2 separate regions of the Homo sapiens genome follow, and region 2 is linked to region 1. Evidence: chromatin loops called from intact Hi-C (ENCODE). Cell type or tissue: thyroid gland. All regions are shown on one strand. Links, peaks and the distances in the headings refer to the core of each region. The heading gives the core; the rest is flanking DNA.

Region 1 (5,376 bases), core at 307-5,306:
CTAGAACACGGTAAGCACACCGTAAAAAAGAGATTAAAGCGCATGAACGTAAGCATACACTCTCAAAAGACTGGCGTAGATATTGAGTATATGAATATATGGCAAAGGCCACAGGGCTTTGTTAATGTAATGCGCTGGATGCTGCTGTGGGATGATTACAGGTGATTTTGCGGTAGGGACACTGAGCCTTGGGGCAAGCATGCGATTCATTGGGGGTCGTTGCCATTTGCTCAGTGAGGGAGTGATGAGTTACTCCTCCTCTGTAGCCTGTCGCCCACTCCTCAGGGCCCCACCCATTAGGAAATGCTGGACAGTGGTAGGTGGAAGGGTGGCCTGAGCTCAGCCCTGCAGGAGAACAGAGGAGAGGAGAAAAGGAAGGCCCACACTCAAGAGCTGAAAGCCTCCACCATTTTACTTTAGTGGTAGACTCCAAGCAGTTTCATTACTTCGAAGGGCTGAAAAGGCAACAGACACCAGCCTATTTAAATAGCCCAAATCTTGTAGCAGGAGAGACACAGAGTTGTTAAAACTCAGCAAACATTTATCAGTCCCCGAAGCACCTCCAGCGTTCACCCAGGGGCTTGGAAGGAGGCTGTTCAGTCCGTGGGAGTGGGTGATTGATGTGCGTAATATGCCACGGTGGCTCTGGGTTGGGCCTTTATTGCATTAGCTCCCACGCATGAAGCGTGATGCATGGACTCAATTCACTTCACATGGCGGATGGGCCTGCATTGACATGAGGATGCCTCTCCCCGAACACATTTGAGGCCAGGGAGGAGATCATGAGGAAAGATGCAGGGTGACAGGAAGGGCTGGGGACATGGACTGTCCTGCTGCCACCCATGATTATGCAGTTCACCTGGGGCTGGAGCACCACGTGGCAAGAGGGCTTTTCTGTAAAAATGGACCATTCCTTCACTGGATCTGCCATAGCCCTTCTGTTCTGTTTAAGATGCAGTGGGGAAGGTAATCAGAGAATGAGCAGCATCATGGATGCCTGGAACCTGCTCATTTTGGTTTAAAATTTGCTCTTTTTCATGCTTCTGGCTTGTTTTTCTTTGCAGTTTTGAACTTGCTAAACAATGTTTATTTATTATTTTCAAAGCCTTTGGCTCACTCGGACAAAGGGAGCTCAGATTAGTGGAGAGAACATTTGATTAGGATCTCAGAGACCTAGCGAGCTCTGTGATCTTGGCAATTTCACCCTTTCAACAAACATTGAGGGCCCTCATTCTGTGCAAGGGATCCCATTAGATGCCATGGAAGATGCCAAGATGTGTGAACAGCCTCTGCCCCCAAAGTGCCATAATCCCTCCCTGTATCTCACTTTATCTGAAAATTGAGAACTGTGGGATATGCCCAGCATCTTCCATAGAGTTGCAGATAGGATGATGCATGAAAGCACTCAGCACCTTCTCTCTGTCCTCGAGTATTAAGAGAATTACCAAGATGTCATCAAGATGTGAGTGCTAACTTTCCATTTTTATTTAAAAATGAAACTAATGATGACCCTTTTTACTTATCCAAAGGTTTGAAATGTAAGAACCAAATAGATCAACTAAACCTTTAAGTCAGTCTCAGGACATTGGCAAGTAGGGCAGAAAGGGGCTGGCTGCCCCTCCATTCTGCTGGGGCCAGTATCCCTCTGGTTTTCCAAGGGGCCATTAAAAATACATAGTGCCCAAGAAGTGACAAAGAAATGGAGTCTCTGCTTGTCCTTGGAAAAAAATGTAGGCCACAGTAAGACCCCTGAGAAAAATCTCTAGACAGTCTGCCAACCTCTTTCCATCATCTGGAAAGGAAAGGAAGGTCCACAGAGGCAGCTCAGTAAGGGCAGAGGGTGGGCCACAGGCTCTCTGAGTGTCCTCCATGATTCATCAGTGTGGAAAAGCGAACATCAGTCCTCAGAGCCCAGCTTCGAGGCACAAAAAGGCTGCAAGACTCAGCCAGAAAGCTGGGCCCACACTTGGGGATGAGGGTGAAAATGGCTCACAGAAATGGTTTCTCAACAGCATTGACTGCCTATGGGGTGTGCATGAGAATTGCAGCAGGATCCTCACAGATGAAGGGGGGCTCCCTGGATTCAGAGGCAGGTGCAATATCTCAGGTGTTTAAGGAGTCGGGTTAAGTTGTGATTATAAGGACTATGCAATCAGATGACTGTCCTGAATGGCCACATACTCATTGGAGCAAGATAATAAAAGGCTGAGAGTGACTAATCACATTTAAGATAAAGTGTGAAAGTTTGAGGGTCCCCTTGACAGCATAGAAAGAATTTTCATCTCCTGCACCTGGAGGGCAGAAAAAGCTCAGGATCAGGCACAAGACTGAATCATGAGGGTGGCTGAGCTCCAGAGAAGGTTCAGTTCTCGACCACAGCAAGTCTGCAATGCCACCATTGTCACGGCTGGGAAGAAATAAGACCTTGAAATGGGATAGGGACATCTGGGCCAATACACTTGAGGATCATGAGCCCTCTGGGCCTGGAGAAGGGGCTCACTCCTCCCTATTAAAGGCTATTCCCCTCCTTTGCTTAAAGATGTTGTAACCTCTTTCAACAAAAATTCAACAAAAATTGAATGATCATGGGAGTTTGTTACTAGCTGTCTTCAATAAGAACAAATAAATTAAAAAGGGCTGAAGAGAGAACTATGAAGCACTTACTTTAAATTAAAAAAGAAAGGGTAGGTTTAGAATTGAAATGTTACTGTCACCAGAATTACCACATCTCAGATAAATGTTGCTGTAAGTCCATTCCTAGGGTGTAAGTCAGGAAAGGAGTTGTTGGGCTGACCCTGGCTCTGAGTGAATGGCCCAATACATGGTGGGTACATAGTGACTACCTTGACATCCAGAGAAGGCACAGTTTATGTAAAGGGAGACTGGGAGCTGTTAGAGTTTTAGAATCTTCTTCCCTCAGTCTTCATGGGGCTTTAGTGATCAAATGGGGGGCACAGACTCATGTCAGGCAGCCCTGGCTGGGTGGGGATTCTTCTTTTGCCCTTTGTAGGTTGTGTCACCCCAAGCCAATTTCTCAGCTTCAATGAGCCTCAGTTTCCCCATGTGTAAAATAGTGTTAATAAAACCTCCTCCCAGAGTTGCTGAGAGGGCATATAAGAACAAAATGAACAACTCATAGCGCCATGCCCACCTGCAGTGTGAAGGGTGGGAGGGAGAGTGAACAGGCAGAAGGGGTCTTCTACCAACCCAGCTCTGGGAGGCCTCTGGGACCCAGAAAACCACCTAGGGTAGCAGGAAGGGAGGGCCTGGTCAACTGTGAGAAGGCAGAGGGATTGAATCTGGATGGCCAAAGAGAGAAAGAGGCCATCTGATGATGTCCCTGTATCCAGGCAGCATTCTGTCAATTACCCGGGCTGGGATGCTTCCCAATTTCATAAATAGTCAAAGGGCACTGAATCATCGAGAATCATAAAGAATGGCTTCTTTGTGCTAATTTTATTTCCTAGCCCAGCTTGCCTTTCCATCTGTTTTCAGCATGACCCCGATTTCTGCCTAATTTCCCAGTTGGATGCTAGAAGCCGAGAGAGGTTAAGTGATTTGCCTGTAAGCCTGTGGTGTGGTTACTTTTTATAGTGGTGAAGTCTCCATGGCCCTGTCAGGGCCTCCTCCACAGTAATCCTTTAGCACAATCCAGGAAAAACTGTGAGGCGAGGAGTCAGGAGGACTCGGTATTGAACTCCCACCGGAGGAAGAGTTCAGCTGCTTATCCTCTCTACGTCTCAGTTTCTCCGTCTGTCAAACGGGCTAAGCCACACCAAGCCTGCCAGGCTGTTGTGAGGATTACGGGAAGTGTGTAGCCATCTCCAGCCACCCTTGGCATGTGGTAGGGACTCACTCAATATGAGGTGCTGTTCTTTTTGTTATCTCCATACAGAATCTTATGACGGGAAAGCTCAAACTTATTATCTTGCAGGTTTCCTTATAGAGGTTTTTTTTTTTTTTTTTCACAGACTAGTAAGATTTCCAGAAAACAAGGGATCAGTACAGGGTTGACAACTTTTATTTTTCTGAGCAAGTCCATTGAAACAAACTATCATTCATTAGTACCATACTTTCATTAAAAAGGGATAACTTCACACACAATCACACACACGCACACGCACACACTCAGATTAGAAATGACATAATATCAGGATAATGCAGCCTTTTAAAGTTGGGAACAATTCAATTTGTAAAACACGTACTACAGGCCAGGCGCAGTGGCTCACGTCTGTAATCCCAGCACTTTGGGAGGCCAAGGCAGGTGGATTACCTGAGGTCATGAGTTCAAGACCAGTCTGGCCAACATGGTGAAACCCCCTATCTACTAAAAATACAAAGAAATTAGCTGGGTCTGGTGGCAGGTGCCTGTGATCCCAGCTGCTCAGGAGACTGAGGCAGGAGAATTACTTGAACCCGGGAGACGGAGGTTGCAGTGAGCCTAGATTGCGCCATTGCACTCCAGCTTGAGTGACAGACTGAGACTCCATCTCCAAAAAAAAACTACATTGTGATTTTTTTCATTTCCCCATTATTCAGTTTGGTGAGAACTGTGTCATATGCTGACAACTCTCCGAAGATCTGTACTTGAGACCCATTGCTTCAGTTCATTTGATCCCCAAAACAACAATGTGAGGAAAACTGGGTAGGGATTAAAGCAGTATTGCCATTTTATAGGTAAGCAAACCGTCGAGGCAAGATGATGTTCTTTTGAGCTCGCAGTGTCTGTTCTATTCGTTAGGATCACGTTCATCGTCAACAGAACCCTTACTGGAGTATTTCCTAAGTGCCATACAGGGTGCTAAGTCCCTTACAAGCATGAGCCCCTCTAATCCTCACAGCCACCCAGTAACTGAAGGGTGCTATCATTCCTCATTTTAATAATAGCTAAAGCGAGGGTTAGACAGCTTAACTCTCCAAGGTCCAGGGTCACACATAGAGTGAGTGGCAGAACCAGGATTCAAACCCAGGTTTAGACTACTCCAAAGCTGCCCCGCTTTATGGATTTTGATCTGCCTGCGGTCACTAGCTGGTAAGAGGGAAACTGACTACAAACCCTGAGCATTCTGACTCCTGGCCCGCTGCTTCCCCCTGGGGTAAAGGTCTGAGTGGGTGTCTCTGCCTCTTCCTGCTGCTCCATCTGTCCGGATACACCATCACTTGGCTCCATTAAGTTTTGTTGACTAAAGAAAGAAGTAAGCTTTTAAAGAATTAAAGTTAGTTTTATTTCAACGTTTTATTGAGGATTATCGCCGGGGGGTAGACTTTTAGAGGGTTTTATTAGACTGTGTTAAGTTAGTACTTTAGTTTATAGTTTATACACAGATTGTGAAGATTTAGTATGTGTAAAAGTTTGTCTAAGTTTGGGTGTACGAG
Region 2 (5,376 bases), core at 83-5,082, 66 kb after region 1:
CTGCTGCAGACCCAGTCATTCCTAAACAGAACTAGGGTAGGGCACAGAGGCCAGAAAGCGTTGAGCAGTGCTACTGCAGAGCCTATGAAGACCAAATCCCCCAGCGCACACACAAGGTCCTTCTTAGTCCGGCTTCTACCTGCTCCTTCAGCTGCATCTCTTGATTCTGCGGACCCCTCCCCACCTCTTAACCCCAGGCATCCCCCTCTGCCCTGGCCACATCAAGCTACTTGCCAAGCCTCTTTCCCCGCCTTCCATCCGGTCTCTGCCTGACAAACTCCTAATGTTCATTCAAGGTCCAGCTCAGTGTCCAGTTCCTCAGTAAAGCTTCGTCAGAACTTCCTTCCCCCCGCACCTGGGTGAAATCGGTGTCCTGTTCTGGGCACTCCCACCACGCTCAGTACACATATTTATCACGACGCTCAATGTCCAGCATTGTAACTGGGGCTTACATACCGCTCTCTCCCTCCTGGTCTTTGAGTCTGTGACGCACAGAACAGTCTGTTGAAACTAATTTCAACAAGTAAGTTTGCTGTCTCGATAAAAACAGCCCACTGATAATAATATCCAAGAGAATTAGAACGGATGCAGTGAGGCATTTTCAAGTGCACTGACCAAATGAATTTTTCCAAAAACTTCATCAAATTTCACGTGAAGGGTAGAGTTCTCACCTGGATTTTTAAATTAAAAAGCAGCTTAAAAAACTATTAAGTCATGCTGTTGTCCAATTGTATTCGCCATTTGCAGATCGAAGTCATTGTAATCATGAATCCTGTGAATCTTGGAAAGTTTCTTATGGTATCAGGTTGTAGGCAGAAGCTGGAAGGGGCTGATGGGGACCCCCAGCTGAAGATTCTGCACTATTGTTGAGTGCCGCTGGTCATGGTGGGAACCTCAGAAACAACTCCAGGAAGGCAGAAAACACTTCTACTCTGACATTTATTTTTATTTTCTGTTTGCTTATCTGTATTTTCAACAGTATTCAGGTATTACTTTTTTAATCAGCAAAAACAATCACTTTTTAAAAGTAAAAAAGGTCGACCAATGAAACTGATTAAGACCATACAAGCTCAATAAGGAAGAGAGAAGGAAAGAAGACAGAATCTTTAATAAAGGTGTTTTTGACTGAGCACGGTGGCTCACACCTGTAATCCCAGCGCTTTAGGAGGCCAAGGCAGAAGGATCGCTAGTGGTCAGGAGTTTGAGACCAGCCTGGGCAATGTAGTGAGACCTTGTCTTTAAAAATACAATTTTAAAAATTAGCCAGGTGGCTCACACCTGCAGTCCCAGCCACTTGGGAGACTGAGGCAAGAGGATCACTTGAGCCCAGGATTTTGAGGCTGCAGTGAGCTGTGATCACGCCACTGCATTCCAGCATGGGTTACAGAGCAAGACCCTGTCTCTAACAATAAATACATTAATTAATTTGTGTGTTTTTGCCCCTAAGCTGGGGTCAAGAGACCTGATTGCTGTGTCCCAATGGCCACACCAAAATCATAAGGGGAAGAAGACAAGGAAACTGCAGGAGCTCTTTCTCTGCCCAGCTGCCACCTGCCCCAGCGTGCACTGCCCAGACAGAGCTCTGAGGTTCCCTGGGAGCACAGAAAAGGACACCACTTGTGTTTTAGACCCAGATTTGCCTTCTGTAGCCATGGGACCTGGGACAAGTCACTATGTCTCCATATCTTCACCTCTTAAGGAGATAACACAGCTGCCTGCCAGGGAAGTGAGGTCATTTTAAACTATATAGTGGTACATACATGTGAGGGGTTACTGTAATTCCTGTTGGTTTTAGAAAGAGGTGGGGTTGATAGGCATGCACGGACAGACTGATAAGCCTTTCGCAGGTTCACCAATGTTTCATGAGCTAAAAAATACTGTGATCTGCACAATTGTGTAGGTAGGTACTATTATTATTCACAATTTACAGATGACAAAAAGAGAGGAATCAAAAAGTTGAGCAAACTGCCTAACTTGCAACACAGTTATGAATAGAGGAGCTAGAATCTGAAACCTGGCAGTTGGGGGCAGGGCCTGCGTTAGTAAACATGGCTTGTGCTTACACACATCCATGCGCGTGCACACACACACACACACACACACACACGCACACGCGCGCACACACACTTCCCTTTTCCATCCCAAACGTACCACTCAGAGTCTAGTTGAATTTTGTAGTTTCAATTCTGACTTTGTTTCTTTGAAGCCCAATTGCCCTGATGCTGTTGACGGTTGACCTCCAATGAGTGGGAGGGTCACAGACACCTTTATTTTCATTTCACAGTCTTCTGCATTATTTTGATTTCTGCCCATGAGCATGCATTATATTTATAAAGATTAATTTTAAAACACATTGCCCCTCATGGGGAGGACTGTGTTTCAAAACAAAGGTTTTAAAGTTTAATGAACGTCTAAAAATCCTTTGCCATCACAGGTTTTCAGAGTCTTATTTATCAAATGCCCTGGCTGCTGGGGATCTTTCCAACTCATGCTGGAATCGGGCCTGGGTTTCCTGATTTCCCCAGCTCCAACGCTCAGCCTCAGCAGCCAAACCAGCCCGGCCCCTTCCTGTGGTTTCCAGCTCAGCCCTTCTGGTGGGAGGGAGGAGGAGAAGAGAGGATGCCCGTGTTGGGCCCTTCCCATGGGGCCCCAGTGTTTCGTGAAAACAGGGTCATGTCAATCACAGTCCAGACCTCTAAAACCTAGTAATGGAGGCTCAAGGCAGGTGAAAACATACAGGGTGATCAGAATCAAGGCAAGGAGGACTCAGGAAAGGGGACGGCACTCAGGCCAGGAGAGGGCTAAGCCCACTGGGCAGAGTTCCTGCCAGTTGGAACAGGATGGACTCCTAAAGCTCTGGCCTGGCCTCACCAGTGCTGTCTTTTCTACTTTTCTTCTGGGGTCCAGGGGCATCCAAGAGCAAGATTCCACCAGGGCAATGGACCCAGGAGGGGCTCAGGGGCCTGCCCCTGCCTGGCCTGAAACTTGGCACACACTGGTCCCATCTGGCAGCCAGCTTTAATTACGTTTCTGGACAAACACACTCTCATGCATTGGGCATCAGAGTGGGGACACTGTCAGGCAGAAGGAGGAGAGAGAGGCAGGCTGGCTCACTCCTGTTATGTGTACCCACTTAGCAATGCCACTTTAATTTCTCAAAGACATTCCCTGACAGCTCCATGCTGCGCCCGGCACAGGGAGCCTAGACCTGCTAATAGACCAGCTTGGAGGCAGCTGGAGCCTGTCTGCCCAGCTTGCCGGGGGAGCATTAATTAACCAGCTGGCGGCTCTTCTGTCTCCAGAGACCTCAGTGCTGGGATGGTCTGGGGACAATGTGCGTAGTGTGCAGGATCATCCCCAGGGTCCCACCACAGACCAAAGAATCCCTCCAATACTGAGTGCCTGAGACCCCTGAGGAGCATTTGCTTTGCTACTTCCTCCTTGGCATACAGTCAGTCAGAGCCTTTGGCTTTCTTCTCTGGCCACCTTGAGGGCATTATCAGGGCTGGGCCCCACTACTGCTGCAGTAAATGTTTGCCCGGCTGGAAAATGCTCACTCATGTTAACGAGGAAGCAATGAATGAGAAGCCTTTCTTCTCCTTTATTAAAGGCCGTACAAGCACAAAGCAGACTCTGAAATGTTATCTGTTCACAAACCTCATATGGCTAAATATTTACTGAGAATGTGATTGGCATTCCCTCAAGCAGCACAGCCAGTGTCCATGGAGTGTCAGAAACAGAAGCGGCACCCAGGCAGGCCCGTGGGCAGGGAGGCCCACCTCCAGGGAGAGCAGGTGTCCCCAGCCTGGCTTTCCAATGGAACTGCAAGCTCCCTGGGTTCCTGGACTCTCCATTGCTCCATCCTAGATGTACCTCAGGGCACTCTTCCAGCTACACAACCAGTGTGGAGCCCCTGCCTCTGGCTACCCAAGACTCCTTGGGGCTCTCCAAACACACAGGCCTTTCTCCTGATTTGGGGTGGTTTTGATTGCCCCAACTGGCACGCCCTTTCTGAAATGCCCCTTTTGCAGCATGAGGCACCCTTCTAGGTCAAGGATGGTGCGGGCTTCATCTGGGGTGCCGACTGGGATTGATTTGTGGGCACTGCCGGGAGCTTTGTGATGACCACATCCAAGCTGTGACATGACTTCTCAGGGATGTGTGCTAGGGTTGTGGGGATGTTGAGGTATATGTTTCACAGGTTTGTCATGAGTCTAGTCGCTTGTGAAGGCCATCTCCTCCAGGAAACTCTCAAGACTCCCACCGCCAAAGTACTTAATAACTGTGTTCTTGTCCTCCCTGCATTCCCTTGGAACCTAAGTCATTTGTCATTTTCTGTCTTCTATTACAACTATTTGAATCGCTTACCCCCCTTGCCATGCTAGCCTCCAGGTTCTTAGGGTAGCAACTGTGTCTCACTCATCTCTGTGTCCTCCTCAACATGTATCTTTCCTTGCTTGGAGTCAGAGCTCACTTAAGGCGGCTGAATTGAATTTCTTACCTGGGGACAGCTAGCTTAGAGTAGACTTCAAATTTAGTACAGTCCTCATGAGAGGGGTATTTTGGAAGGGAGCAGGTTGATTCTGCATTCCTGCTCTGGGGAAGGCGCTGCCTCAGGGCAGGACTGAGCAGTACGATGGGCACAGGGCAACTGGATGGGTTAGGAATGTGGGTGATAGTGGTTGCCAGATAAAATACGGACACCCAGTCAAGTTGAATGTCATTGTCTTCCAAGTATTGCGTGGAACATACTTACGCTAAAAAAATTTATTCATTGTTTTTCTGAAATTCACATTTAACTGGACGTCCTGTATTTTTATTTGTTAAATCTGGTAACTCTAGGTGGGAGTGCCAGGGAGAGAACACAAGATCATCTCCACAGACTTTCTAGAACCAATTCTGTACACTAAGCTGTGTCTTCATGGAGAAACAGCCTGGGGAGTAGGAGGGGTGCAAGACCAGCCAAGCTGGCTCCATTTCATAGCTGTCCATACTTTCAAGTCGCCTGAACTTTCAGACGAGGCTCTCTGATGGGCCTGGCTATCTGTGAAAGCCAACTCCAGTGAAGTCCAGAAATAAAACTAGGAAGCCTCCCAAAAGGTATTTTAGTGTGGTCAGCTGTAAACTTCATTAGGTAAGGACCAAGGTTGTCTCACTCATCATTTGCTCCTCAGTGGCTTGCATAGTCTTTGGCATAAAGCAGGTGCTCCAAAAATATTTACTAAATAAATAAAGAGCTGAGCACTACCTGGCCTTCTCCACCCATGGCTGGACTTACCTCACCCACAGCGATAAAAATGTGCAAAAACGGGAATTGGCACGCAGCCCTTCCTTTCCAGGAGTCATCACTGATTTCCATTAGCCAGCAAAGTGCAC

The links. Hi-C counts contacts between places; a loop is a spot of excess contacts. Peaks named below come from ENCODE experiments on the same cell type or tissue, not always from the same donor. Only the 100,000 strongest peaks of a DNase experiment are listed, where the experiment ranks them.
Region 2: a loop joins it to region 1, with 1.9 times the contacts of the local background. A loop is called at or near these places in 6 of 110 quality-filtered maps.

The regions. Positions count from the first base shown.
Region 1 is chr3:194,811,685-194,817,060 of GRCh38, forward strand. The region is part of intron 3 of LOC105374292 (a long non-coding RNA gene); the gene reads left to right. Among named protein-coding and RNA genes, the nearest start is that of LINC01972, 46 kb to the left of the region's middle. In thyroid gland, for the core only: no CTCF peak of the experiment used is centred there; no DNase peak of the experiment used is centred there.
Region 2 is chr3:194,877,606-194,882,981 of GRCh38, forward strand. No RefSeq gene overlaps it. Among named protein-coding and RNA genes, the nearest start is that of LINC01972, 110 kb to the left of the region's middle. RefSeq lists an enhancer at 2,795-3,295. In thyroid gland, for the core only: no CTCF peak of the experiment used is centred there; DNase peaks (open chromatin) are centred at 2,543 and 3,116; H3K27ac peaks cover 1,690 bases.